Linked DNA regions of Homo sapiens: region 1 is linked to region 2. A link is an interaction called in ENCODE POLR2A ChIA-PET data of the cell type or tissue named here. Cell type or tissue: PC-3. All regions are shown on one strand. Links, peaks and the distances in the headings refer to the core of each region. The heading gives the core; the rest is flanking DNA.

Region 1 (16,637 bases), core at 10,974-15,973, 470 kb after region 2:
CAAGATCTGGCCACTGCACTCCAGCCTGGATGACAGAGTGAGACAGAGTGAGACCTTGTCTCAAAAAGAAAAGTTCATTGAGGATAGCCACGGTAATCCCAGCACTTTGGGAAACCAAGGTAGGTAGATAACTTGAGGTGAGGAATTCGAGACCAGCATGGCCAACATGGTGAAACCCGCATTCTACTAAAAATACCAAAGATTAGCGGGCGTGGTGGTGTGCACCTATAATCCCAGCTACTCTGGAGGCTGAGGCAGGAGAATTGCTCAAACCCAGGAGAAGGAGGTTGCAGTGAGCAGGGATTGAATCACTGCACTCCAGTCTGGGCAACAGAGCAAAACCTGTCTCAAAAAAAAAAAAAAAAAAAAAAAAATTCATTGAACGCCTGAGCTAACAACACTGAATCTTAAATGTGCTGAGCTAACAGCGAACCCCACATATCCTCCCAGCAAGTACTCTGGGCTGGGAGTGAGAATAAGAAAGGGGCACCAGGAAGGGTGAGGGTAGACAATGATCTAGGAATGAGAAAATTCAACAATCCTTTTATTTAGCTCTTTGGTGCCGACGCAGTGCCTATGTACCTATATGCACGCCCCCCTCCCCCAAGGCTTACAGTCTGAGGGAAAAAAACCACAGTCCCCACCCAACCTGGGACAAAACTAGACGACCTCATGGGGGGGATGCGGGGAGGGAGTAACCCCCCCTCCCAACCCAGGAAGCCAGAGAACGCCACCGGGGCACACAGGTCGCCTCTGCTGAGTCTGTAGGTTCGGTCTGGGCTGAGCGCCAGCAGCAATCTGGCCTCCCATCCCTTCCTCTGGGTTCCTTTCTCGAGGAGTAAGCGTGCTCCCAAAGAAGTCGCTAGTATCTGAGGCCATCTGGTGGAGAGCAGTGGCATGGTAACCGAGGGCTCAAAGTCGGGCTCGCATCCCGGGGACTCGCAGAGACTGGACTGCGCCTGCGGCAAGGAAGGACGGAGCAGAGCCACCTGAGGCCGAGCGGGAGCCAGACCCAGGGATGACCGTCCTGGGGAGCCCCTCTGCACCCCGGAGGGGACGCAGGACGCCCGGAGCAGTCCCAGGCCCTGCCCCTCGCTTCACCCACGGAGCTCCTAGGTCTCTATCGTGCCCATCGTACCCGCTGCCCTGCACTTCCGCCCCAAGCTGGTGGAGGAGGGAGGGTGTCGCAGACACGGGAGCGCCGCGGACCTCCTACAGTCACCGTCCTGCGGCGCATCGCGGGTGACCCAACAGCCTCCCGCTGCTCCCGAAAGTGGGACGGGGCCGGCGGATCATCCTCCAAGCCGGGGGCGGCCACAGGCCCGATCAATGCCAGGATTCCTCCGACTCCAAGAAAGGCGACGGGGAGAAGCAGGAGGACTCGGATGACTCCGGCACCAGGGAGGAGGGCGCCCGGGCCTCGCCGTCGCCAGGGCGGTCGGGACGGGGGGTGGCGGGCGGCGCGGGGCAGGGCCCGGTGCCCGGGAGGCCGCGGGAAGCGGGGGGCGTCGAGCCGTCGGGGGCCGAGCTCAGCAGCTCTTGCAGGTACTTTATGTAGCGGATGGCGGCGCGCAGCGTCTCCACCTTGCTGAGTCGCTTCTCAGCCAGGGCGCCGGGGAGGTGGCCGCGGAGGCGAGCGTAGCCCTCGTTGACGCACTTGACTCGCTGCCTCTCGCGCTCGTTGCGCTTCTGGATGAAGGCTGGCTCGAAGGGGTATTCGTAGACCCCGAAGGCGCCGGGGAAGGGCACGTAGGGGAACACCCCCGCATAGGCGTCGTAGTAGGGCGGCTCTGCTGGGCCCGGGTACAGCAGGAAGGGCACGTTGCCCAGGGGCTCGGCGGGGGGCAGGGGCGCCTGCCGGGGAGGGGGCATGACGCCCAGCTGCATGCAGCTGGGGGGCCCCAGAGGCCTCCGGTCCACCAGAGCCCGGCAGAAGTTATTGTTCATGGTGCCGCGTGGAGCTGGACCCAGAGCGAGGCCTCCACCGAATGGCCCCGGCTTGGGGTCTGCACCGTCTCCACCAGTGGGGCAAGTCACATCGCTAGCAGCAGCTCTTGGGTACCAGGACTTGCTAGGGCCTCTTTTCGCCCTTTAGGGTGGCTTCCAATGACTCCCTAACAAGAGCCATCGCCCTAGACAAGTGTGGCCCCTCTCAGGAGGTCGGTGCACGCCTTCTCAGAGCCAGCCCATGGCGCCGCGGAACTCTGAGGGCCCGCACCCCGTTCCGCAGCACCCATGGGCATGGCCACAGACCCGCCCACCCTGCCTCTTGCTGCCACCCAACATGGGCACCTCAGGCCTAAACCACGGGCTCCATGTCCTCCACACCCACCCCAGCGCCTGGTCCTTGGTCCTCGCGGCCTTCGGGATCCCCGGGCTGTCCGGGGTCCCCAAACTGATGGCTGCTGTTAGGAGTGCGCCAGCTCAGTGGAGGGAGTCCCCGGGAACATTTCTAAAGAAGAGGAGAGGAGAGTGAACATATCAGTTAGGAAAGACCTGTATTATGGGCTTCTTTGTATCATCCCCACCCGCAAACGGGATTGTAAGCCTCATGAGGAGAGGCGGTTGGCTACTGAAGGGGCACAGATCTGGGTTAAAATCTTGTGTCCACTCCTTAATAGTCGGGTGACCACTCTGAGTCGTGGTTTCCATAACGGAAGGGCAAGGGAAACATCCTTGACAGGAAATTAATAAGATATGAGAATCAAATGTGAAAAAATATATGCAAAAAACACCTCCTAAAGGTCATAGCTTATAAAAATGCCCAGTTTTGTCATGTCCCTTGAGACTGGGGGATTAAGTCTCATCACTGATCCCTTCCGGGGTCTTACATCTAGAAGCGGGTCTGAGACTGCTTATTGGATTAGCAGCAGCAGCCATCAGCCAATGAGGGAAGCCAACTCTTTATGGAAAGGAATGCCTCTTTGATAACAAGGTAGGTGTTGCTGGTCCATTCAAAGCCCTCTGCCTGGCAGAGACAGTCATCAAAGCCTTCCCTGCCCCAGTCCCTGTGGTCTGGGATACACCCTCTCACCCCACCCTGGGTTTCTCCATGGCACCTAATGGAGCTGTCTATTCTTTCACCTGTATGCCCTGAGCCTAGCCCAGCCCCTGTTGAGTATTAGATGCTCCACAAATACATGTGGAATAACAGAGAGAGGATTAGGCAGAAAGCTGGGTTTGTCAGGGTGGGACTGATTACACGTAGCCTTTCATAGGCTTTAGGAAGTTGTTATTTCAGAAATAATTGGTGTGTGTTGAGTTTAGGTGCCACCAAGCTTCATTGCATGTGGTTATCAGATCCAAGTTAGGTGCCATTTTGTCTAGGAAGCCTCTCTGATCGCACTCCCCCCTCTTGTGTGTGTCTACAGTGTTCCATAAGTGCCATCTTAGCACTTATCACACTACTCTATTATTTTTTCCCTCTTCATAAAAGATGATCAGGACTTAGCGAGTGAGTGAGTGATGGGCAGCATGACACCTTGGCCACTGGGCACGGCCTCTCCAAGAGACAGAAAGGAGCTAGCTCTCTCCCTGACAGGAGGAGGTGGTGGCAAACTCAGATTCCCGAGAATGTCTCCTTCTGCACCCTCTCACCTCTGTCCTTTTTGCAGGCCCTGAGTCTGTTTCCAGCTAGCTTTGTCCTCCACACTAAATGAGGACCAAGAAAAATCAACAATGATTCTAAGCGTCATGGAGACTTAGGTATGCTCTCAAAAGTGAAACCAGGCCGGGCATGGTGGCTCACGCCTGTAGTCCCAGCACTTTGGGAGGCTGAGGTGGGCAGATCACTTGAGGACAGGAGTTCGAGACCAGCCTGGCCAACATGATGAAACCCTGTCTCTACTAAAAATACAAAAACTAGCTGGGTGGAATGGTGGGTGCCTGTAATCCCAGCTAATTGGGAGGCTGAGACAGAAGAATCGCCTGAACCTGGGAGGTGGAGGGTGCAGTGAACCAAGATCATGCCACTGCATTCCAGCCTGGATGACAGAGCAAGACTCCATTAAAAAAAAAAGAGTGAAACCAAATGTCTGAGAATTCAGGACAAATTCACATATCCCTCCCCTTCTCAGTGGCCTTCAAAGCCTCCCCGTTGCTTTCAAGAGAAGGTTCTAGAAAATGTCTCCCAAACAGACCTTCAGATCTCTCAGGTCAATCTTCTCTGGAACTCTTTGCTTTCCGGATCTCACACTTGGCTTGTGCTGGCTCCGGTCCTGGGGGCCCTCTCTACATCTCTCTGCTTTACCCAGAGTCCTGCCATCCTTGATTCCAGCTCCTGCCCATCCTGACTGCCTGAGCGCTCCGGCTTCCAACATGGGTTGTGCATTCTAAGATGGCACATTCTCTTTAAGGTTGTGCATTCTATGTCTTCAACCAGAATGTAAGCAGTCGGAAGGCAGGGGCTAGGGCTTTTATTTCTCAGGTAACACCTATCAGTCCCTTGCTCAAAATGATTTTCTAGCGGTTCTCTTTTATTGTACAAATTTGGGATCCAGACTACACTCTCCCATATGATCCCTGTCTATTCATATTTGACTTAATTATTTAAATTTAATTTGATAGGGGTCAGAAGTTTATGACAATTTTAACAAGTACAACTTACTATTTGTTCATGTTGATTTAATATTCATAACTTATTTATTTTCCTCATATACTATTTACCTTTTTTCATACAACAATTCAGAAAGGTGATTCAAACAAGAAACTTCACAGCAGGACTATGTATTTCTTAAGCCAATTCTGTCTTTACTGTTAGAAAAGAACTGATAAGCCAGGCGAGGTGGCTCATGCCTGTAATCCCGGCACTTTGTGAGGCCAAGGAGGGAGGATCACTTGAGCCCAGGAGTTTGAGACCAGCCTGAGCAACATGGCAAAACCCTGTCTCTACAAAAAATTAAAAAAATTAGCAGGGTTTGGTGGCATGTGCCTGTGGTCTCAGCTACTCAGGGGGAGGCTGAGTAGGGGAGGATGGCTTAAGCCCAGGAGGCAGATGTTGCAGTGAGCTGAGGCTGCACCACTGCACTCCAGCCTGGGCAACAGAGCAAGACCCTGTCTCAAGAAAAAAAAAAAAAAAGAGAACTCATAACCTATCTGCAAGATACCATAGGGGGGTACACAGCTGCAAGGGAATTGTGTTCTGCATCTATCACTGAATACCAGAAGCTGAGGAACACAGTGTAGCATATGACCATTAAGCGGCGTGATTTTCATTCAGTAAATATGTACAGAGGGTCCTGGATATCCTGGGACTGCTCTAGGTACTAGGATAGAACAGCAAACAAACATTGTAGTGAAATAATAATAATAATGATAATCATAGCTACACTTATTATTCATGATGTGCAAGACCTCATGCTAAGAGCCTGATGTGAATCATCTCATTTAATTTTCACGCCATCCTTGAGAGGTAGGTGCTAATATTGTCTGGTTTTACGGGTGAGAAACTTGAGGCACATGAAGGGTAAGTCACTTTTTAAAGGCCCACTGTTAGGAATTCATGAACTAATAAAGGTTAATCCACCACCTCAGTTTCCCACCTCTTCCCTCAGTATTTCTACTAGTGGCTTCTCATCTGATCAAAGGAACAGAGAGGTTTACACTGACCTAACAAAAGGATCTTAGTAAATTATTCCTGCTGGAGAGGAATTACAATTATAATGATAATTCCTGGAGGGGATGTCCCGCTGAAGATTCCAATTATAATGCTGTTATTTAGCTTCTGCTAAGAGAAGAACTAAAGGTCACCCCGGTCATCTTTTGGGAGGGTAGCACCCCCTTGAAGATGTGTTTGGAGGGTGGCCCATGGAGTTCTGCTGCTGGGAAGATACAGACTGGAGTATCATCAGACTGAGTCAAGCAGCAGGAGCCCCCTTGCCTGAGCTTAGAAAACCTGAGCAAAGGCCCCAGGAGGATCTATCAGTAGCAGGGAACCTACTCATCGGCTAAGTTCATGGGACTGGGCAGAACCAGCTATCAATAGCGCCACGGTGTGGTGGTGAGACGCAGTGGCGGCAACAGATTGATGAAATTCGCATCCCGACCCCACGGGTGTCGAAGTCATCACTTCCTGTGACAGCTCCCTTTGGGGACTGTGGGTCCCTAGGTCTCCTGGAAAATTCAGGGTAAGAGAAGACCCCTTAGGAAAAGCTACTGAGTTTTCTGTCAACATCTACTAATTTTCTCCCTGTGTTTGTGAAGCAATTCGTATCACTTAAACTTTCACTATGTACACATACATAAAATATGTATTAATACAATTAGATGTATTTTGTTGTTTTGAATTAAAAATAGCAGTTGCATCAGCATTAGGCAACTTACTAGATAAAAATGTGACTCTGAAACAGTGGAAGAGCTTTTCCTCTACTCTTAGCCCCCATGGTGACTGCTGAAAGAGCTAGTTGAGTGAACCCATTGATTGCATTGAGTAGGCACAGACTATTAGTTGCAGGCAATGCTGTCCACCTTTTTAAGGGGCCCTGGTTCCTCTCTGGGACCAGAGCCACTCCTTGCCCTCAGCAACCCCATTCATTACCAGCTGTACTCTAGTTTACTTTGCCCTGGGAAGCAGCCGAGCAGATGTGCTTGGCAGGAAGTAACTGCTGTTCCTCCCCAGAGCTTTCTTCGTGGTGCAAGCTACACTGAGCTGTTAGGCCTGCAGTCTACGCTCAGTTGTACCATGTACAGTTAGTTTGTTTAGGGCCAGCTATCATCAATTATTGTGCAAAGAACTTTCTAATCCTCAAATCTGACTTGCACCAGAGAGGGCGTATTGTCAGCGGGGGTCTCCTGGGCCTCCTTTGCAATACCTTGCCAATTCTAATTGTGTAGCACTAGTGTTTGCCCCACCAATATTAGCCCCTTGTTGTCCCTATTGCCAGAGGATCTCACTGTCCACACCCCTGGGGATGGCACATTATCATAACTTGCTGTTAATGGTTTCATACTCATCCCCTGCCCATCTCTCCCAGGCCTCTCCCTGGTGCTCAATGTTCACCAGGGCCCTGTCTCCCCACCCTCCTCAGCCTTATACTCTGCATGGGCAACAGGCAACCTGAGGGCCCTCTCCCCAGGGCTCTTCCTGTCACTGCCCCCAACCCAGGCTGTAAACTGTGAGCCCAAGAACTCTGGTCTTATCCTTCTTTGAGACACACAGTACACGCTCAGTTAAGTGTTTGTTGATTGACACTGGTGGGAAGCCCTGGGGAGGCAAAGGCAGATGTGAACTTTGAAGAAGCAGACAACATAATTCTACCTTTCAGGCTTTCCTCATTGTCTTTAGCAGGACTGGAACCAGAGTTGGGGGTCTGAGGTCAGGAATTGGCTGAACATGTCTCTTTCAACAGGGAACCCATGGCTCTGAAGGAAGTATTGGGGAAAGTGATTCCATAGTCTTCTTCTTCTCCTACCACTCTGAGAGATTTCTGAGAGTTGACCAGTCCATAATGCTGCTTTTGGGCAGCAACAGGGAGACTGCTTCCATAGCCTCCCCTCTACCCACTGCCGCCAAAAACTGGGAACATTTGTAAGGAAGCCCCAAGGACTCAGAATGACAGAACTCATTAGCTTTGTGGAATCCTCACTCATTCCCCTGCCTCCAGGCAAGGTGGTTGCTAAAACCTTTCCCCTAAGGGCTGCATAATTTGAGAAATGCAGCTCCCCGCATTTCCCTCCTTGGATACCCACATTAGCGTTGGCCCTTGGAGGGCATGTTAGCATCAGAGGCCCTGGGAAGCCCTGCAGGTAAAGAAACCTGTTTGTATTTAACCCCCAAATTCCCAATGGAACCACAGAACACTTAAAAAATGGTCTTAAGCCCACTAACATCAAATAGAATACACTTCAGGAAATTCTGCCTTTAAATCTTCAGGGTAAATGTATTTTTTTAAGAAACAAATAGGGGCTGGTGTGTGGCTCACACCTGTAATCCCAGCACTTTCGGAGGCCGAGGTGGGGGGATCGCTTGAGCCCAGGAATTTGTGACCAGCTTGGGAACCTTGTGCTTCTAGTCTTGTTTAAGTCTTACTCACCGCTACATTTTCCTTTAGGAATTCAGTTTTGTGTGTGGTTTCCAATAGGGTTCTGTTTTAATTTTGTAGACCAATAATTAGCAGTGTCGATTTATTTAGCATTCATTAAGCAGGCCATCTTTTTATCACTAACTTGAAAAAAATCTCTCATTAAATATTGTATTCATCTTTCATTAGGTTCTGCATACTTTAGTAGAGACCCTATCTCTACTAAAAATAAAAACGGTTAACTGGATGTGGTGATGCATGCCTGTAGTCCCGGCTACTCAGGAGGCTGAGGTGGGAGGATCAGTTGAGCTCAGGAGGTGGAGGCTGCAGTGAGCTGTGATTGCAGCACTGCACCCAGCTGGGTGACAGACTCAGACCCTGTCTCAAAAAAAAAAACCCCAAAACAACAACAAAAACCCAAATAGGAAATCTTACAATCTCCCTTGGGGGGTCTGTCACATAACCTGTACATATTTCTAGAAGGATAACCTCACCACCCCCACCATATACATAGTGAACACTCCAGACCACATATTCAACATAAGCAATCCTTTCAGAATCTTGACGGGTATAGTTTCAACACTGATGGGAGAAGGGGCAGCCAGGCCCTGTGACCATGAGCCCACATGGCACCTTGCTGGGTTAGAAAATGATGCTTCATGCTCTGGGTGGGTGTTGTGCAGGCGGGATTCCAGCCCCACTTGCCCCCTTAGCCTGCACTGAATGAGGAAGTACTATCCATGGGCCCCAGAGCCTGCTTAGCCCCTCACGCTGCCCTCCACGCCATCCTCCCTGCCTCAGGTTTGGAAACCTCTGTTGCTCCGCAGCAACCTGGCTGCATCCAGTTTCACAAAGAGAAAAGCTCACAGAGCTTTGACATGGGCTGACCAAGCCAAGTCCTCAATGTGGCATCACTTTGCTGAGAGTCTTAAAGAAGAGAAACAGGGTGGAGAAGGATGGGCTCGCGTGGATTAGGTGCCCTCTGATGCTTGGTGCTTTGCGGCGTGCTCTGCTTTCCTTATCCCATGCTATCCTCACACCTGAGAGAAGGTATTACTGTTCCTGTTTACAAAAGAGGAAACAGGCTCAGAGAGGCTAAGAGAGCTGCTCAGGGTCACACAGCCGATTGAATTTACCAGGGTCTCATTGGGTTGATATGAGGACTTTCTTGGCCGGGCAGCGGTCCCCACCTTTTTTATGAGTAATGATTGTTACAGGATCTCCTGGGGGTGGAGCTGGGTGAGGAATTTAGTCCTTCCCAGTTCCCTGAATATAACCAGGCATTTGCAATGCTGTGGAGTTATGGGAAGATGTTCCCAGAGGCAACCACCCCACTGCTAAACCCTGAGCACGGGCTTTAGATTAAACTGGCCGGGATGAATCCTGGCGCTGCTCTTACTGGCTAAGTAGCTTTAGGCCAGTTACTGACTTCTATAAGCCTGTTGCCTCATCTGAAAAGTGAAGGTAATAATACCTACCTTAGAGGTTACTGTAAAGACAAAGGTAATGTATGTGAGCCACGTGGCACCTAAAAGCAATTGAATTAATGGTAGCTCTTATTGCCGTTAAGGGACGGGTGACCTTCAGAAAAGCTCCCAGAAGCTCTAGGACCCTTGGATGTGGCTAAGAGAAGCCCAGGACGGCAGGTGCCCCACCAATATTGTTCCACCAATGCTTACACCCAGTAGCTTCCCACAGTCACATCTGTCCTGAGTCTAAAAGGAAAATTCTATGCATTAAATGTCCGATTTTTCCCCTCCAATCTTTGAATGAAAAGGGTAACTGAATTCAAATAATTCTAATAAATTGAATTTATTCAACCGTGTGTTCTATCGCCTGTCAATCCACCTACCAAATAACATCTCCTGAGCTCCTTCAAGGAATCCTTCTGTGGGCTGGGGACCCAGCAGAGGACAACCTCAACTGCTGCCCTCAGTTTAGTAGAAGAAAAAAGGACTGCATCTTAGTGCCCACACATGCCTAGCACTTACCTATATGCCAGCCGCTGTTCTAAGTGTGCTACAAAACTCTCATTACAGCCTTATGATGTCAGGACTGATGGTATCCCCAACTTACAGATGAGAAGAACAAGGCAAAGAGTGGTTAAGCAAATTGCCGCAGGTCACACAGCTGATAAATGTTGACCTGGGATTCAAGGGATCCTTTCTACACTCTGGGACTGGGGCATCGTCATCCTGTCCAGGAATGAGTCTTTCTTAGCCCAGAAGAATAAGACTCAGATTCAGAAGAAAGTCCATTCCCTACATTACTCCTACTACCCCACCCCACCCAAGGGGAGGAGGAAGAGTCTATGGCTCAGGAGCCCGACACCTGGACTCTTGTCCCAAAGCCACCAATAAGTGCTAATGTGACTCTTCACAAATCTTACCATCAGATAAAACTGCTCCGTACTTTGCCTTTCGGGGAGTAGAAATACCTTCTGAGGAGTCCAACAACCTCATTGGGGGTGGGTTTTGGGGTTGCAGAAGGGAAAGGTGAGACCCTGGCCAAAATTGTGACTAGGAACCCAGTATTTAACTTGCTCTCTCTGGCTGAAGTGACTCACACTGCTGTGCAAATGCAAGTTACTGCAATTCCTGTTCTCATCATTGGTTACACACATAGGTGCTCAAGAGTGTTTCTGAATGCTTATGATTAATCAATGTTAATTTCAAAGAAGACAAAGAGGAAGGAAAATCATCCTATAGACACAGTGAAGTCATGGTCAGAATGAACCAGGCGGTTCTGCAGATGAAATCAGTTTGAATCCCAGAAATTCAAGCTGTGCCTGAGCCTCCCTTGATGAGGAACAGTCAGCCTCAGAGCTGGGTTCACAGGCTAGGAAGCTAGGGAGGCTGGGGTTGAGGGGTGGGTACCATGGAAGCTGCCCCCAAGGGTGCTGCCTGCCAGCCTCTGCCCTCTGAACCACACACCCATCGTCATTGTTGTCTCCTCCCTGGCCCTACTGCCCTAGGCTCCAGTGCCAAGCTCAAGCAGAGTCATGCCCTGGGGCCCATATTATTGCCAACTCAGGGGAACAGAGGAAAAAGGATTCTCACTCCTTTCTCTACAAAAAGGAGTATCCCTTGTAGGTGACGGCTATTTCATGGGGGAAAAAAAGCCCTTAGGGGCCACAGAACAAAAGTTTGAGGGTTCCCAAGGAAGATGGGTCTGGTGGCCTCTGCAGATCATATTAATAGATCCAGAGAATTCGTAGGTGGGAAGTGACTGCAGCTGCAGGGCTGGAGGGGAGACGGTGCCCGTAATGAGGGAAGGAGATTCATGAACCAACATTGTTCAGCACTTGTGATACTTCACACTCTGGATCTCATTCGAGCCTCAGGGTGTCCTTGTGAAGTGGGTGTCTGCAGCCCCCACTCCACAGGAGGGACCGAGGCCAGGAGAGCCTGGACCTGTGGCCAGGGTAGACCATGGCCCTGGTTCTCCACTGCCCCCACCCCAGTTTCCCCTCCTGGTGGCTGAGGCCCTCGCAGCTCCCTCTGTGTGCAGGCTGTCACTGGGATTCTCCAACCTGTCTCATGCATGCGGTTACCTGTATTTTAGAGGGAACTGGGGCTCTCTGAACTTGTCATACGTTGGCTTACGACCAGGGACTCTGGAGCCAGCCAGATGTGTCTGAGAATCCTGGCTTTGCCACTTCCCAGCTATATGACTTTGAGCAGGCCTATTCCATTTCCTCTTCTGTAGGCTGGGGAGAGTAACAGCACTCACTTCCTAAGGTTACTGTGAAGTTCAAGGAGATCGTGCATGAAAACACGCTGGCACGCTTCGTGGCTGGGAAGTGCTCAGTAATCAACAGCTGTTCACACTCCCAGGCCCGGCATCTAGGTTCCCAGCAGTCTGCCATCCTTCTCTCCAACATTCTTTTCCCCCATATCCCCAAATCAGCCCTCAGCTTCAGCGTGAACATAACTCTCTTCTCTCAAGCAGCCTCTGCGTTCTCCCCTCTAGCCCATGTTCACAGAGTTGCTCCTTTCCGGGAGAATTAGCCCCTTGCCTTTCCACTCATCCAACTCCTACTTCTGGAAGCTGTTTGGGTCTTTCTTTGTCCACAGAGCTTTACTACCCTCTCCTGTTTCTGCTCTTTCTCCTTCTCCCTGAATCCTAAAGCCTTGGTGCGTTGCTCTCAGTGGTCATAGTTCATTGGCGTGCCCTCGCCTTGCTGTTCACCTTGCTGTGCATTTGTGTCTTGCTCTTTCAAGGAGCAGGAGTTCCTTGAAGGGCAGGAACCTCATGCTCCCTCTGTATCCTGCGGGCCCAGCCCTGCCCCTGACACATAGGAGGTGTCCAAGAAGTAGCCTGATGTGGAGGGGTAATTGAATTGCTGCTGGATGAATGGCAATTGAATGGGCACAGGTGAGTGTCACCAGTCCATGACTGTTATAGCAAAGCAGGTGGTCTCACGAGCCGTGTCACCTTCCTTTAATGTCTGTGGTAGAGCAGCGATGCAGAGGTCTGAGCCTGAAAATACAAAACTCATCCATCCAAACTGCCTCCTCGGGGAGCAGGATAAAAAGCACAGGCACTGAGTGGGAGGAAATGCTGTGTTCTAACGGGGACAGAATCTTGGCTCACACCGTAGGGAAGGAGACTGTTATTTACTAGGCACCTTACCATGTGCTAGCAATTTATTTATTTAATCTCTTCAAGTTCCCTTAGCTCTTTTAAAGTTAATTTTTTTTTTTTTAAGTAACAGGATCTCACCTTGTCATGTGGGCTGGAGAGCAGTGGGACGATCATAGCTCACTGTAAACTTGAACTCCTGGGTCCAAGTAATCCTCCTGCCTCAGCCTCCTGATTATAGCTACACACCACCATGCTGGGTTGTTAAAAATTTTTTTGTAGAGACAGAATCTTGAACTTCTGGCTTCAAGTGATCCTCCCGCCTCAGCCTGCTGAGTGGCTGAGATTACAGGCATGAGCCACTGTGTCCCGCCCTCCCTTAAATCACTTTCTATTCCCATTTTACAGATGGGGAAACTGAGGCTCAGCAAGCTTAAGTGAGTTTAAGGGGGATCATATTTTTAGTAAATAGCATGATTAAAAACAACAAAAATATTTATATAACATTTATTCTATGCCAAGTACTAGTCTAAGCACTTTACCCATTTGATTCTCACATAGTGCTGTGAGCCATATACTATTATTAACCCACTTAACAGGTGAAGGGACAGAGACCTAGATATGCAAATGGCCTGTGGTCCCACAACAATTAAGTAATGGAGCTAGGGTGTGAGCCCGGGCCATCTCTCCTGTGGCCAGGCCCTTCACCACTGCTCTGCACCTCCTGAGCCTGCTCCCAAGTTCAGACCCAGGCCTAGCTCTCCTCCTGCCTAGACCCTTCACGACGAGCAAGTCCATGGGAAAATGCCCGCTCAGTGGCAATGTCCTTGGCAGCACAGCTGATCTCGCCTTCTCCCAGCACTGGTGGGTGCCGTAACCCCAGCCAGCAGGTGGCTTGGCTCTGTTTTCCTTTCCTTTGGGTAGGAAAGCCATCAGGGGTGACTAAGCCCTGAGTAAACAGTGTTCCTGGCCTCCCTCCTCCAGGCCGGGTGGGGCTATCACTATTTCAGGATCAAACTCGGGCACATCCCTCAGCCACCACCTTCGCACGGTTACCTCTCTGGGTTTGTTCCTCCGGCAGCGCTTATCCTGATCAGTGGCTCTTGAACCTCCTGGGGGGACTGCGGAATCTCCGGGGCTGCCCGCCTGCCCAGCAGCACCTTCAGCAGCCTCTGGCCGGGCTTTCCTGCCACAGCACCGGGAGCCAGGTACACTTTACCTGATTCAACTTCAAACGGCAACACACCCAGAAGGGGAGGGAGGAGGGGCGGCAGGGGGTGGGGGCTCCTCTGATCTGGGATCAGCTCCCAAGAAGGAGAGAGGGCCACTCCTGGCCTCCTGTGATTGGCTGCCCTGAGTCTGGGCAAGTGACATGCAGCTCTGGGCTGGAGCCTAGGAGGAGTGGGGATGCTGTCCTCTAGGGCGCTGCCCTGCTGAGAGCCAAGGGAGGGGGATGCATCTGGCCCAGCTGGCAGGGAGCCTCAGATAGCCTCTGGATGGAAGTCCATACAGCAGGAGGGACTTGAATTAGCGCGTAGGAAATGCGTCGTGAGCGTGAAGGGCAAGAGACCAGGAACACGCAGGGAGTCTCTTTTTATGGGGGAAGTCCTTATGGTCAGGAGAAGACAACACTCTCTCTGGAGTGGCTTTCATGATACCAGTTTGGGGGTGGGGACTGTCAGGTGATCACTGGGCACTCCAGGGGTTGAACCGGGGACTAGGAGGGCTGCAGTGGCTCTCCAGGGACACAGTGCAGGGCTGGGGGGCACTCGCACCGCCAGCCTCCACCAGGGACTGCAGGGTAGCTGCACCGCACATGCACAAAGCTGCCTGAAGCCAGAGCTGGAGGGGCCCGTGGAGGTCACCAAGGCCATCCTCCCCAGTGGCCAGCTGAGGAAAGTGGCACCCAGAGAGGAAAGAGGTGTGCCCAGGGATACGCGGCCCACTAGATGAGCCTCCGGCAAGGCGAAGGCCCAGCTCTGTGTGGTGAGGCCTGCGGCTCTAGGGAGGAGGCCTGTGCTGGGAGCTGGGAGGCCTGTGCTGGGAGCTGGGAGACCTGCGTTCTAGCTTCTGCTTCCCCACCCTCCCACCCTCACTCCACATCGAACTCTACATTGTTTCTCTGCAGACAGAAAAAGCCTAGGGACTAGGCTGAGGTGCCAACAGGGACCTCTCTCGGTAGCCGTGGGGAGGCCCTCCTTTCCGCCACACAGTCACGTATTAGGAATGACAGACAACCACAGCCACTCAGCACTCACTACATGCCAGGCCCTGCTCCCTACACACTCACACACACTTATCCCTCGTCACACCCCATGAGAGAAGTTACTATTCTCATGTTTTAGTTGGGGAAATGGAGACAGATTGATTTGCCCAAGGTCACACAGCTAGGAAAAGTCAGGGCTGGGAATGAACCCTTGCGGTCTAGCCTCCCGGCCGACACTCCTGGCCACTGCACCACAGTGTCCTTCCCTGTGTGGATCCATTCAGGACCTGGTCTGAGCTGCCCTCTCACCACTGCAGCAGCAGAGCCTTGGGCAAACCCTCTCTTCACGCTTTTCAGCCCCAGTCGGTCAACACGCAGAGTGACATCTAGAGATTCTGTAGTGTACAGATGCAAGATCTGAAGGTCCCTTAGAGAGCGATTGGTTCAGGGCACCCAAACTGGCATCGTCAGCACACAGCTGCTTCCGTGGTTTCTGCCATTTATAGCATCATTTGTACTCGCTGTTTTCCTAATGATTTTCTTTATATATGCTCACTCCCCGACCCCTTTTTACTTGTCGTTAGCATTAATATCCACAAAATTGTGAGATGTATGTGCCAATTATGTTTTTTTCTAATACACATTAACGTAATTACATAACTACTACAGTAAAAAGTGTACTTCTGGGTACCACCTAAAATCGCCTCGCGTGTGTACACCGTGCTTTGCGAGACCACGGGCTAGTTTAATGTGCTCTATCCGGAGAGGATATCTGGAGAGGCTGAGGCTCAGAGAGGAGGCCTGCCCTGCCCGAGGTCACACAGCGAATAGCAGCGGAGCCAGGGTCAGGGGTCCCGACTCCCAGCCTGGAGCCTTGGCCTCCGTGTCCACCTGGAGGCAGGAATCAGAGGAGCCCCCAAACCTTCAAGAGCTCAGGCGCCCTCAGAGCCAGCACTGCCTGCAGCCTTGGCTCCATGCTCAGTTCCACGCCTCAGGGCAGGGGAGCCGGAGGAGAAGTCGCCCCACCTGGAAGTGTGGAGTTGGACCTCAACAAGGGTGGGATCTAGCTGAGGGGTCAGGGTTTTCTGGAGCCTAAAGCGCCCCTGGTAACACTGAGTAGGAAGTCCCTGTTGAATCTGCAGAACCTTGACTTGATGGCTGGAGGTTATGTGGTGATAGTAATAATAGTGACGTGACCAAGAACAGCCGACACTTGCTGAGCGCTTACACTGCAGAACTCTTCTAAGTGCTTTATACACATTCACAATGCACTCCCTCCGACAACCCAACACAGTCAGTAGTTGTAGCCTCATTTTGCAGTGAGGAAACAGAGCATATAGAGTTTGAATATTTACTCTAAGCTGCCTACCTAGTAAGTGGCAGTTAGGATTTATGCCCAGGGTACTGGGCTCAGTGTTCGTGCTCTTAGCCACGCCACTTAATTTACTCGGTGGAAGATTGGTCATTTAGGGAGCTTTAGGCCCCAGCACCTCATTTGTTGAGGATTTACTACAGGCTAGGCCCTGAGGCCTGGTATTATTAGAGATGAGGAAACCGGCTCAAAAGGGGTTCAGGCATTGCCAAGGGGCAGAGCTGGGTTGAGAACCCAGGTGGCTTCCGGCTTTCGGACCACACTCTGTCCACGGCACCTACTGACTCCCTGCAGCCACACAGGCACTGCCTGTGCAGTGGGAAACACATGCTCCAGTGTTAGACAGTAAATGTTGGCTTGGGGCATCCCCCCTCTACCGCTTCCATCACTTCTTCAAGCTCAGCTCCCGCCTCATCCCCTAGGGCAGGGCCTGAGCTGTGGGAGCTGGTGGGGAGAT
Region 2 (13,230 bases), core at 2,765-7,764:
CAGTGCACTCCAGCCTGGGCTATAGAGTGAGCCTCCGTCTCAAAAAAAAAAAAAAAAAAAAAGATTAAGGCTATCTTCAGTTGCAAATACAATCCAGGTGTCTATAATTTGGGAACAATGAGGTATTTAATTCTTTTTTTTCCCCCTTCTGGGCCCTGATTCAGGATAATTCTTTTAAACTATTACGGCATGGGGGTGTTTGTTTTGAGACAGGGTCTTGCTGTCGCACAGGCTGTAGTGTAGTGGCATGATTCTAGCTTGCTGGAACCTTAAACTCCTGGGCTCAAGAGATCCTCCAGCTTCAGCCTTCTAAGCAGCTGGGACTATAGGTACAAGCCAGGGCACCCAGCTCAGCATTGTATTTTTAAGGGCCCACTAATGTGCTGTCATCCATATTAAAATTTGAATATTCATTTTAATATTATTCAGTGGAAAAAAGAATTGTCACCCAGGTTGGAGTGCAGTGGTGCCACCTTGGCTTACTGTGCAACCTCCTGGGCTCAAGCCAACCTCCCACCTCAGTTTTCCAAATAGCTAGGACTACAGGCACATGCCACCACACCCATCTAATTTTGTATTTTTAGTAGAGATGGGGTTTTGCTATGTTGCCCAGGCTCCACCCCCACTTTCTAACATGTCTTTAATGTGCACAAATTATTCAACAGATGTTATTCAAAATGCAGAGTGGGCCATAAAAAGCATTTTTTTTTTTTTTTTTTTTGAGACAGGGTCTTGCTCTGTCGCCAGGCTGGAGTGCAGGGGTGCAATCATGGCTCACTGCAACTTCTGCCTCCTGGGCTCAAGTGATCCTCCTGCCTCAGCCTCCTGAGTAGCTGGGACCACAGGTGTGACCACAGGCATGTGCCACCGTGCCCGGCTAATTTTTGGTATTTTTTTTTGCAGAGACTGGGTTTCCCCATGTTGCCCAGGCTGGTCTTGAACTACTGGCCTCAAGCAATCCTCTTGCCTTGACCTCCCAAAGTGCTGGGATTACAGGCGTGGGCCCCTGCACCCAGACATCTCCTCTCCTGATTTTTCTCCTCCCTCACTAGCTACTCTGAGCCTCCTTTCTCTTCTCTCAATCTCTATACATTGGGGAGCCCCATGGGCTGGGTCACAGGCTTCTTCTTTCCTCATCTGTGCTCTCTCCTCAGATAAGATCAACAAATTCCACGGCTCTGAATATCATGCATGCATCAAAGACTCTCAAAATCATATCTCAGGCCACAACTGCTTCCCCGAACTCAAGTGGTAGAAACTATCTGCCGACTTAACATCTCCACTTGGTTCCAACAGGCCCCTCAAATTCAACACATTCAAAACAGAAGTTTCTATTTCCTTTCTGCCAAACCCACTCCTGTCCCAGAACACATCTCAGGAAACAGCGCCATCAGAAACTCTTATTTCATCTGTTCTCTTTACCACTTGACACTGACTCCATTAATCATCCTGTCAACCCACTAGCATACCTCAGAGCTGGTCGCTTCTCCCAACTCATATTTGCAAGACTGCTCGCAATCCCGTCACCCCCATCCCATAACCAATTCTCAAGCAACCAGATAGATTCTTCTAAAATATAAATCAGATCTTCATCCTCCTCTGCTTAAACCCTCCAATGGTTTCCCATCACACTTAGAATAAAATCCAACTTCTAACCATGACCAAAAAGTCTTACAAGTTCTCATCTTTGTCCACTTCTCTGACTTCATCTCCAAGCACTCTCCCCTCACTGCTCGTGACTCTGCCACACCAGCCTTCCTTCTGTTCCCAAATACCTCATGCTTGCTTCCTTGTTGGCACCTGGCTGAAAGTCTTCCCTCCAGATGGATCTCCGCATGACCAGCTCCTTCTCATTCATATCTTAGCATAAATGTCATCTTCTCAGAGAGCTCTCCCTGACTACCAATCCAAGGTAACCCCCCTCCCCTCGTTGCCACTGCCGTATCGCCTTGTGTACATTTATCACAGCTACACGAGACAGTTTGTGTGTCTCATCTTCCACTGTATTCTCAAAACCAACAAGTGTGAGCACATGAAAAGCCCTAATGATATATTTTGTAAATAAATGAACACTAATTCTAAGCACTGAATAAGCACCTTCCTATGTCAGGCAACTTACTAGTCAGTGTGGCCCAAACCTCTCTGAAGATAAGAATCACCTGAAGGGCCGGGCGTGGTGGCTCAAGCCTGTAATCCCAGCACTTTGGGAGGCCGAGGCGGGCGGATCACGAGGTCAGGAGATCGAGACTATCCTGGCTAACACGGTGAAATCTCATCTCTACTAAAAATACAAAAAATTAGCCAGGCATGGTGGTGGGCGCCTGTAGTCCCAGCTACTCGGGAGGCTGAGGCAGGAGAATGGCATGAACCCAGGAGGCGGAGCTTGCAGTAAGCAGAGATTGCGCCACTGCACTCCAGCCTGGCGGGGAAAAAAAAAAAGAATTGCCTGAGGGGAAAAAAAACAAAAGGATCACCTGGAATGAGTTTGTAGAGATTCCTGGCTCCAACTCACACCTACTGAATCAGAATATCCAAGTGAGAGGTCTGGTCTCGTCTGATGGTCACTAAGCAAGCCAGGTGACTCCTATTATTAAGGAAACTTGGGCAAACACTGTGCTAAGAAAAAAATTTAAAAATCTATGCACAGTTCAACAGAGCAGAGAGAAACAAAGGCCTAAAATCTGACAGGGGGAGTGAGGGATTTCAGAGTTACTAAAAGATAAAGAAGGAAGAGCAGGTAGAAAGGATGGGAGAGAATTCCAGGCCAAAGGACAGGTATGACAGAAGACACGGAGGGTCGCAAAGCAGATCATTTCAAAGGAATTATCTGAGTTTTCACCTCTGACTATTTGCATCTTCATCCTCCTCTTGAAACAATGGTTCTCTCTTCTTCAAGGATATTATTCATTCTCAGTTCCTCTCTGGTGTCTCAAGCAGCTTTTTTACTGACTCATCTTCAGACTCCACAAGCCAGGCCCTTAGCCCTAGCCCCTGCCTCTGTTTCTGCTCATTTCTAACTTGCCTCCCTTAGAGAAACCATACGTTTCATGGATTCCGATGCCTATTTTATTTTTTAAAATTTTATCGGCAACCTCCTGAGCCAGAAAAGGCTCAGAGGGACTCCCCAATGCCTATTTTAGATCTTCAGAATACTACCCCTTAGTTCATCATTTGCAGGTAATTCACCATGTCTAAAGCCAAACTCAAACATTACTACCAAGACCCAGATTTGCTCATTTGTCCTTTTTAAAATTAAAGGCACAACTATAATTGATGGAGTCACCTCTCTTGCCTTCTTCTTCCTCTCTCATCCTCAGGCATCAGAAGACTCACAAGGGACTCCTCCGCTGCAACTCTCAGATTTGGCCTGTGACTCCTACTGCCTCCACCGTGTGACCCCTTACCCCTGTCTGGATTGCTGGCTGCTCTTAGATTCTTTCATTTCTCCTGTATCACGCAGCAGGGTAACCTCTTAAACCACTACTCAATAATTTAGAAAGCCTCACTGACTCCCACATCAAATCCAAATTCCTCTGCCTTCCTGTGCAGGCCCTCTATAATTTGGCCCCACCCTAACAACCCAATTTTACCTCCTATTATTTCTCAGGAAGAATTCTTCAAGCTGGTGGTCTCTTCTCTGCCCCCTGCACACATGCACTTGGACTTTCTGACTCTGCTTATGTTGGTCCCTTCACTTTGAAGAACTGATACATCCTCTAGTTTTCTCAATCTTTTTCCATCTTTTGAAGCCCAGGTCAAATCCCATTACCTCTAAGAAGCCATTTTTTGCAGTGCTAATATATTTACTCTCTCATTTCTCCTTCTGACCTTATTTCTTCTGAAAAATTGGCATCATATACAGTCCAATTTTTTTTTTTTTTGAGACGGAGTTTCACTCTTGTTGCCCAGGCTGGAGTGCAATGGCACGATCTTGGCTCACCGCAACCTCCACCTCCCGGGTTCAAGCGATTCTCTTGCCTCAGCCTCCTGAGTAGCTGGGATTACAGGCACGCGCCACCACGCCCAGCTAATTTTGTATTTTTAGTAAAGATGGGGTTTCTCCATGTTGGTCAGGCTGGTCTTGCACTCCTGACCTCAGGTGATCCGCCCACCTCGGCCTCCCAAAGTACTGGGATTACAGGCGTGAGCCAACGTGCCTGGCCATACAGTTCAATTTTTTCACTAGTATCTTCTATCAGCCATTGGCAAACTACAGCTCTGGGGACAAATTTAGACCTTTACCTGTTTTTGTAAATAATGTTTTATGGGAACCCCGTCACACCCATTCATCTTCATACCATCTACATTGGCCCCCAAAGCCTAAGATATTTACCATCTGGTCCTTTACAGAAAGTGTTTGCCAACCCCTGGCCTACATCATGTTAGTACTTTTGTATCTCTGTACATATGATAACGTTCTCGCCTTTACTTCAGTATATGTATCTTTTCTCTCTAACAAGATTTCAGCACCTTGTAGGCTTGAATGCTATTCAGAACTTCTCTGTGATGCCATCCAAACTTATCCAGAATTGGTCAATTTGTACCTAAATAATACTTCTGTACTGACTGCAGTTTCAGTATATAACTGATTATGTTTACCAGCTCATTTCCCCTCTAGATCACCCAGAAACCATATTCCTTAAATGCCAAGGAGCTGGGACACAGGCTGCACATACAGGCACTTGATAAATGTTTGCTGAATGAATACTTCCCTTGTACCATAATGGTGAGCACAGCACGAAAGTGTCCCATGAAGCCTTGTTAGTGGAAGAAAATGAAAATGCTGTAAAGAGAAGTGAGGATGAGGCCAAGTGCAGTGGCTCACGCCTGTAATCCCAACACTTTGGGAGGCCAAGGCAGGAGGATCACTTGAGCCCAGGAATTCAAGACCAGCCTGGGCAACATAGCAAGACCCCGTCTCTAAACAAATTTTAAAAACAAAGAGAGAAATGAGGATGAATGGAAACTAACCTTAAAATCCATATTAAGAATTACTTCTCAGGCCGGGTGCGGTGGCTCACACCTGTAATCCTACCACTTTGGGAGGCTAAGGTGAGCAGATCACTTGAGGCCAGGAATTTGAGACCAGCCTGGCCAACATGGTAAAACTCTGTCTCAACTAAAAATACAAAAATTAGCCAGGCTTGGTGGCACATGCCTGTAATCCCAGCTACTTGGGAGGCTGAGGCACAAAAATCACTTTGAGCCCAGATGGTAGAGGTGGCAGTGAGCCAAGATCGTGCCATTGTACTCCAGTCTGGGTGACAGAGGGAAACTGTCTACAAAAAAAAAAAAAAAAAAAAAAAATTACTTCTCTAGCTCATAAGATGGGGAGAATTTAAGAACATGGGGCTTATCAACAAAGGGAAGCCCAGTCATGTTCAGGGTGACAGTATTGTCTAATGATAATCAGATTTAGCAATGTCAGTTCTACCAAATGGCCACGCCAGAAAAATGCTGACTTTGCAGTAGCAGGACTCTTCAGTCTATAAGACATTTTTGGGCGGGTGCAGTGGCTCACACCTGTAATCCCAGCACCTTGGGAGGCCGAGATGGGCAGATCACAAGGTCAGGAGATTGAGACCATCCTGGCTAACACAGTGAAACCCCGTCTCTACTAAAAATACAAAAAATTAGCTGGGTATGGAGGCGGGCGCCTGTAGTCCCAGCTACTCGGGAGGCTGAGGCAGGAGAATGGCACAAACCTGGGAGGTGGAGCTTGCAGTGAGCCGAGATCACGCCACTGCACTCCAGCCTGGATGACAGAGCAAGACTCTGTCTCAAAAAAAAAAAAAAAAAAATTAGCTGGGCATGGTGGCAGGTGCCTGTAATCCCAGCTACTCAGGAGGCTGAGGCAGGAGAACCACTTGAACGCAGGAGGTGGAGGTTGCAGTGAGCTGAGATCACACCATTGCACTCCAGCCTAGGCAACAGGAGCTAAACACTGTCTCAAGAAAAAAAAAAGCCATTTTCACCATCATTCTTCATCCTTGCCATAGCTCTAGAAGATTAACCAGCTTGCCTAAGCTCTCATGGGAGGTGGAGTAAATGTTCAAATCTTGGTCTTGCGGGTACTGGCTATGTGTTCTATCCTACTGCTACTTACTGGGGCCCATGGAAGGCAGGCTAAGACACTATCCTGGTCAGCACCCAGCACCACGCATTTGTGATCACTGCTGGGTAACGCCAGGCCTCTGCTCTGTCACTGCTGGTGAGACATGTGGGAAGATGCATGTGCCCCGCAGGCAGAAATGGCACATGCCCAGGGTGGGCTGGCACATGGTCCTATGTTCCCATGGCAGAATATCACTGAGAAACAACACTTTTACTTCATCTTATTAAGTAGGCCAAAAGTATAAAAATGCCTCTATAGTATATGTAACATAGAAAATCAGGATCACAGATGCCTATGTCCACATAGAAAAAAAAAAAATTTAAAGGCCATCCTCTGGGCATGGTGGTTCATGCCTATAATCCCAGTACTTTGGGAGGCCAAGGCAGGAGGATCCCTTGAGCCCAGGAGTTCAAGACTAATCAGCCTGGGCAATATAGTGAGACCTATCTCTACAAAAACCAAATTAGCCAGGCATGGTGATGTGTGTGCCTGTAGTCCCAGCTACTCAGGAGGCTGAGGTGGGTGGATCACTTGAGTGTGGGAGGTTGAGGCTGCAGTGAGCTGTGTTTCCGTCACTGCACTCCAGCCTGGGTGACCTAAGCAACAGAGCAAGACCCTGTCTCATTACTTGACACTGACTATTTTTGTAAACAAATAATAGTAAGCATCAAATGCTTAAAAAAAAACAACTTACCATTGAGAATAGAGTACATATTGAATTTGTGTTTTCTGTCAATTAGGAAAAGACAGCTCTGGTTTAATTTTAGTGTAGTACACATTATGTTAGCTTCAGTGCTACACAGGAACCTGCTGCAATGCTTTAAAAGTCCCTGAGGTTTTTTTTGAGAGAGAGAAAAGGTACTGAACATACAATGAAATTATATAACTATACTTTCCATAAATTGTGTAAAATCATGTAACTGTTTTTTAAATACCACTACTTACTTCATCTACTACCACAATCTTTACACCACAGAGTTCTACAGAGCTCTGCTTTATTATATCCAGAAGTCGCCCAGGGGTTGCTATGATAACCTAAATAAAAGAGAAAAAGCAAATTAAAAAAATCAGTAATAGCTATTTTCATTCATTCATTCCATATTGATTGAGCAACTAATATGTACCAGACACTGTGTTAAGCACCCAGAATTCAGTGATGAATAAGCCAGACATAGTCTCTGCTCTCATGAAACTTGTAATACAAAGGAAGAAACAGATAAAACCAGAAAGTACTCATGAGATAAATACACTAAGCCATAACTGGAGGGACCTATCCAGTCCTACCCAACACACAGGTCAAACCTAAAGGATGAGTGGGCATGAGCAAGGTGAGGAGTGATTAAGGAGAAAAGTATCTGTGACATTCCTGAGGCTGGGAGGCCAGTGAAGTTTCTAAATGGTAAGGAATGGGGAGAATGGGGCAGGCTGAGGCAGGCACCAAGGCACCAGGAAGGACCTTGTAGGCAGTTTGATTGCTATGGTTCTATAAACAAGTGAAAATTCCGTAACATCTTTGGGCTTTTTATTTCATTTTTAAATTAAGAGGTTGGGCAAAGTGATTTCTAAGGTTGCTTAAGGCTCTTAATAATTTTATAACATGTTAGTGGCTAACAATGGGGGCTTTTTGTTGTTGTTGTTGATATAATCTCGCTCTGTCACCCAGCAGGGAGTGCGTGGCTCACTGTAGCCTCAACTTCCCCAGCTCCAGGGGTCTTCCTGCCTCAGCCTCCCATGTAACTAGGATTACAGGCATGCCACCACACCTGGCTAATTTTTTGTTTTTTTGCAGAGACAAGGTCTCTATGCTACCCAGGCTGGTCTCAAACTCCTGGGCTCAAGTAATCCTCCCGCCTTGGCCTCCCAAAGTGCTGGGATTACAAGTGTAAGCTACTGCATTCAGCTTATTTTTACCTTTTTTTAAACAAGAAGGAAAAATGCTTTAATACCAATCACATCTCCCCTGTGCTTCTAAGCTACTGTTGGCCAGTATTTAACTTCTATTGTATTTTGAAACCTACAGGTTGTTCATTATGATTACTGTTTCATTCAATGTTTCCTGAGATTTACCCACATGCTTACTATTTTCCTTGGCCACCATTATTTCTTCCATCCCACACCCTCCTTTCTGGCACAATCTTCTTTATCTGTAGACTACCTTAGTTTTAAAGTTCTCTTACATGGTGTACTGGTATTAACTTTCTCAGTTTTGTTTATCTGAAAAGCTTTTTATGTTGTCCTTGCTCTTGGAGGGCAACTTTGCTGAACAGAGGTTTTGGTTATGTTTTCTCAGAGGGCACCTGGGAGAGAGCTCAGGCTGGTGAGAGGGGTGGGAGTGACAGGTGGGCAAGCAGGAGCCTCCACAGAAAGGCGGCCCTGCATGGGGTGCTGCAGCCTGAGGGGCTGAGGAGAGTGCAGGGTGGAGTCTGGTGAGGAGGGCATCGCTGTGGGCAGGGCGGTGCTGATGGCGGGAGGTAGGCTACATAGAGGAGGATTGGTCAAATAAATAAACAAATACATAAATGAAAATGAGTGGCAGGTTTCTGTCAGTTACAAACATGAATGAATCCTGTTGCATTGAATTGGAATTGGAAGTATCAACATGAACTCATAGTCTCATGGTTTCTAATAAATATAGATACAGAAAAACACACACTTAGATATACAGCTGACCCTTGAACAACATGGATTTCAACTGTGTGAGTCCACTGAAACATACCAATTTCAACCAAACACGGACCAACAATACTCGAGTTCAGCAGGGCCAACTGCAAGATTCAAGTCTGCAAAGATTTTGGTACATACGCAGGGGATCCTGGAACCAATCCCTGGCAGACGCCCAGCGATGACTGTATTCCCTAGCTCTATCCACTGGGAAGTCCTAGAAGCAGTGATAGTCCAATAGCAATCAACGCACATAGCCCAGATCTTTCTTTTTAAATACTATCCTCTAGTAAAATAAACCAGGGCTCCTTGGAGAAGGCATGATTCCAGGGCTGGGGCAGGGAAAGAAAAATGTAAGTATGGAACATCTTCTTTAGATAGAAGGTAAGGAAGACTCAAAGAATGATGGAGATCTGAACAAAGGACATAGAAACCAACTTGAAGGTGCTTCCACTGGCCAGATAGAGATCAACTGGAGTATCAAAACAAATAATGATAATAGATTGTAAACCTTTGAATAACAGGAAGCTGTGAGTCCATACAGATATAAATAAATATATAAATAAATTCAAAGTGTGGTGAAGAATGAGAAATTTACATTTCAAAGTACACCTCAAAGTACTCTCCCCAAAATATTTACTAAACTCAAAGGGGAAAAAAATAAACTTGACAATTACTTTACAGATCCTATCACTAGGAAAAGGACATACTGATACTCTGTGCAACCTAAAAGGATGCAATGAAAAAAACAAAGCATCTCTTCTGTGATATTCCTGTCAAAGACATGTAACTTGAATCTAATCAAATGAGGGATGTTCTTCAAAGTAAGTGGCTTGTAAACCTTAAAAGGGCCAAGATTATGAGGAAAAAAGGAAAGATGGAAGAGCTGTTTCAAATTGAAGGAGATGACAAAGACACAACAACTAAATGCAACATGTGATTCTGAACTGGATTCTTGTGCTATAAAAAGTGATGGAACAATTATAAAAATGTGAATGGGGACTGAGGAGTAGATGATACCAATATTAATTCCTGATGTAATCTACTCTATCAACGTGATACTGTTTGGATCTGTGTCCCCACCCAAATTGCATGTCGAACTGTAATCCCCAATGTTGGAGGTGGGATCTGGAGGGAGGTGATTGGATCATGGGGGCTATTTCTCATGGTTTAACACCCTTCCCCTTGGTGCTGTCATCATGATAGTTCTTGTGAGATCTAGTTGTTTAAAAGTGTGTAGCACCTCCCCACTCTCTTTCTTCCTCCTGCTCTGGCCACGTGAAGCTCCTCGCACCCCCTCTGCCTTCTGCCATGATTGGAAGCTTCCTGAGGCCTCCTTAGAGGCAGAAGCCACTATGCTTCCTGTACAGCCTGCAGAACCATGAGCCAATTAAAGTTCTTTTCTTTATAAATTAGTCTCAGGTATTTCTTTATAGCAGTGCAAGCATGGACTAATACACAATGTTAATTTCCTGATTCCATAATTGTATTACAGTTATGTAAGATAATGTCCTTGTTTGTAGCAATCATACTGTAAAGTATATGGGGGTGATAGGGCATCAAGTCAGCAAGTTACTTCCAGAAGGTTTGGGAGGAAAAAAAAGTTCCATTTACTGTACTTACCACCTTTCTTTAAGTTTGAGATTGTTTTTTTAAAAAATGTGTGCTTTGGGAGGCCGAGGCAGGTGGATCACCTGAGCTCAGGAGTTTGAGACCAGCCTGGCCAACATGGTGAAATCCCATCTCTACTAAAAATACAAAAACTTAGCTGGGCATGGTGGTGGGCGCCTGTAGTCCCAGCTACTCTGGAGGCTGAGGCAGAAGAATCGCTTGAACCTGGGAGACGGAGGTTGCAGTGAGCAGAGGTTGCACCACTGCACTCCAGCCTGGGCAACTAGAGACTAACACCAATACATTAACATATATTTTTTTAAGAATTGGAATGCAAGCTTAGTTTAAAAGCTGTTAGAAGTTTGCAGCTACTTATGCGTTTGAATTATAATGTTATCCATTCGTTGCAATGAAAATAAATTTAAGGCAGAGGTTGATATGAGACTGCAGTTAAACTCCATTAACCCAACTTCAAATTTGATGCCCATCAAAAGTACTTGTATTGTTTACTTTATAAATATATACTGCTGAACTTATAATTTGGCATTAATATCACCTTTGTCTGTTTTATATACTGGAGGTCCACCTTAAAAAATCACTGATCCAATATCCCATTAATTATCAACCTGTAATTTCTTAAAACAACATTTTACAGGCTTTAAATCTGTCAGATAAATCTGATTTGACCTTCAAAAGATTCCAACATGAAAGGCTGATATTCACCCATAGAAGCTGTCGAATACTGCAGGAGCTTCATCCCAGCTGGTACTGCTGCCCCAGCCCCCTGAGTGCCCTTCCCCAACTCCCTGCCAACCCAGCTTGTCCCCTGGGTCGCCAGGGCCGCCCTACCACCCTAGTTAACTAAACAGTTAATGCCCAGAACACCAAGGGGCCCCGAGGACCCAGCTCCTGCACCAAAGCTGCAGTCTATTTTGATTGGTCAGCATCTGTGCCAAACCTTCCATTAAACATTTTTATTTTAAAGGCAGGTATCTTCAGCCACCCATTCAAACTCAAGAAAACTGAAGCCCACAGAAGTGAAGTAACTTATCTATGGCCATACAGCTACCAAGTTTCAAAGCTAGAATCAGACCACATTGCTTTTACATACTTTTACATACCAGAAAATACAGACTACGCATAACAGCATGGCTAAGGAAGGAGGAAAGACAGGTAAATTAAGGGTCAATTTTGGCAACTATTATTTATTAGCTATAGATCCTTAGATAAACTCCACCTTTCTGAGATTCAACTTCTCAACTATAAAAGATGGACTAAGGATTATGCCAACCCACCTTCAGAAGTAAATGTGATGCTTAAATGAGATAATGCATGTCAGAACATTCAACAGCCTTTGGCATATAATGGGCACTCAATAAATTGTGCTTCTTTCCCTTCCTATATAAAACAAACTAAAAAAAAAAAAAAAACCTAAGGCTTACTTGGTAAGAATTTAAAGGCTCTCTAAAATCATACTTTTAAAAATTCTTCAAGGGGAAAAAAAACACTAGTTCCTGTATTGCTTACAAAACTTTTCAAAGACATTGTATCAAATCAGTGCTTACCTTAACATGTTGTTGCAGACGATAAAGCTGTGGGGGTAAGGGTAAGCCCCCTACAAGAAGCACAGTTTTCATGCGTGGCAGGCCACTCATCAATTCTTTAGCTTGTCTCTCTATCTGAATGGCTAACTCTCTGGTTGGTGTAAGAATGAGCGCAGATGGAGTTTTGCTCTGCAAAGATGTGAAAAACAAGTTTAAAAACACCAGCAATTAATTCCTGCTGATATGAACTAAATCTTCACAAGGATTCCAGGAACATGGCCCCTTTAAAGTGTTCCCAACTGGGTATGAGTCCTCCTGCCTTCTGCTTACTGCAGACTTTTTTCCTCCAAAACCATCATAAATTAAACCCATTTCTTACATAACACAGAATACAATGAAAGATCAAAATGGGGCTGGGGAGAGGTGTCCACAGTAACCAAGGTGAGAAAACTGAAGGTTTGCTCCTAGTTTATTGGACCCTGTAATCTACAGTCATCCTCCCCTGAAGAGAGAACCCAATAGTCACCATGCAGATCTGGTCAAAGCTGGCATGCTACCCTTGGTCTTTCCCTCTTAGCTCTCTTGTGGATTCACTTCTTTCTTTGTCCATATAACTTACATATATACCCATATCCTATTTCGGGCTTTATGGCTCTATTTTGGTCTTCCAGCATGCGTGACCTATATTTTAAACAATCTAGCACTTTTTTTTTCTCACACTATCTTCTACTACTCTTTAGTTTTCCAATTTTTTCTCCTTTATCTTTCCTCTCTTTGCCCACTTTTTTTTTTTTGAAAACGGAATTTCACTCTTATTGCCCAGGCTGGAGTGCAATGGCACAATCTCGGCTCACCGCAACCTCCGCCTCCTGGGTTCAAGTGATTCTCCTGCCTCAGCCTCCCGAGTAGCTGGGATTACAGGCATGCGCCATCATGCCCGGCTAATTTTGTATTTTTAGTAGAGATGGGGTTTCTCCGTGTTGACCAGGCCGGTCTTGAACTCTAGATCTCAGGTGATCTGCCCACCTCGCCCTCCCAAAGTGCTGGGATTACAGGCGTGAGCCACTGTGCCCCGCCTTCCCCACATTTTTTACTCACTTCCCTTCCTGCCATACTTCATACTTCACAAGTTCATCAGTACTTGGGAAATAGTAATTACTCAAAATGTTTGTTAAACTATTTGTGAAAGTGCTCTACACACTATAAACTAACAAGTAAGGTATGGTAGTGATTATTTTAAGATGAACCATAGATCACATTTAAGAGTATATTTTGAGGCTAGGTGCGGTGGCTCATGCC

The links. ChIA-PET counts read pairs that join two places held together with the same protein. Peaks named below come from ENCODE experiments on the same cell type or tissue, not always from the same donor. Only the 100,000 strongest peaks of a DNase experiment are listed, where the experiment ranks them.
Region 1: POLR2A ChIA-PET joins it to region 2 with 5 read pairs; 1 of 35 experiments calls an interaction of 5 or more read pairs at or near these places.

What each region holds. Positions count from the first base shown.
Region 1 is chr1:201,113,426-201,130,062 of GRCh38, forward strand. It overlaps ASCL5 (achaete-scute family bHLH transcription factor 5), which reads right to left and starts at 13,759. Exons shown (of 2, transcript NM_001270601.2): 1 at 13,659-13,759; 2 at 518-2,452. The coding sequence starts at 1,947. The coding sequence ends at 1,327. RefSeq lists a silencer at 1,128-1,177 and enhancers at 1,828-2,348, 12,953-13,943, 13,944-14,934. In PC-3, for the core only: a CTCF peak has its summit at 13,474 (motif pointing right); DNase peaks (open chromatin) are centred at 13,536 and 13,906; H3K4me3 peaks cover 1,055 bases; H3K27ac peaks cover 462 bases.
Region 2 is chr1:200,651,967-200,665,196 of GRCh38, forward strand. It overlaps DDX59 (DEAD-box helicase 59), which reads right to left. Exons shown (of 8, transcript NM_001031725.6): 3 at 11,953-12,120; 4 at 7,061-7,150. Among named protein-coding and RNA genes, the nearest start is that of DDX59-AS1, 11 kb to the right of the region's middle. RefSeq lists an enhancer at 1,391-1,450. In PC-3, for the core only: no CTCF peak of the experiment used is centred there; DNase peaks (open chromatin) are centred at 2,915 and 7,445; H3K27ac peaks cover 749 bases.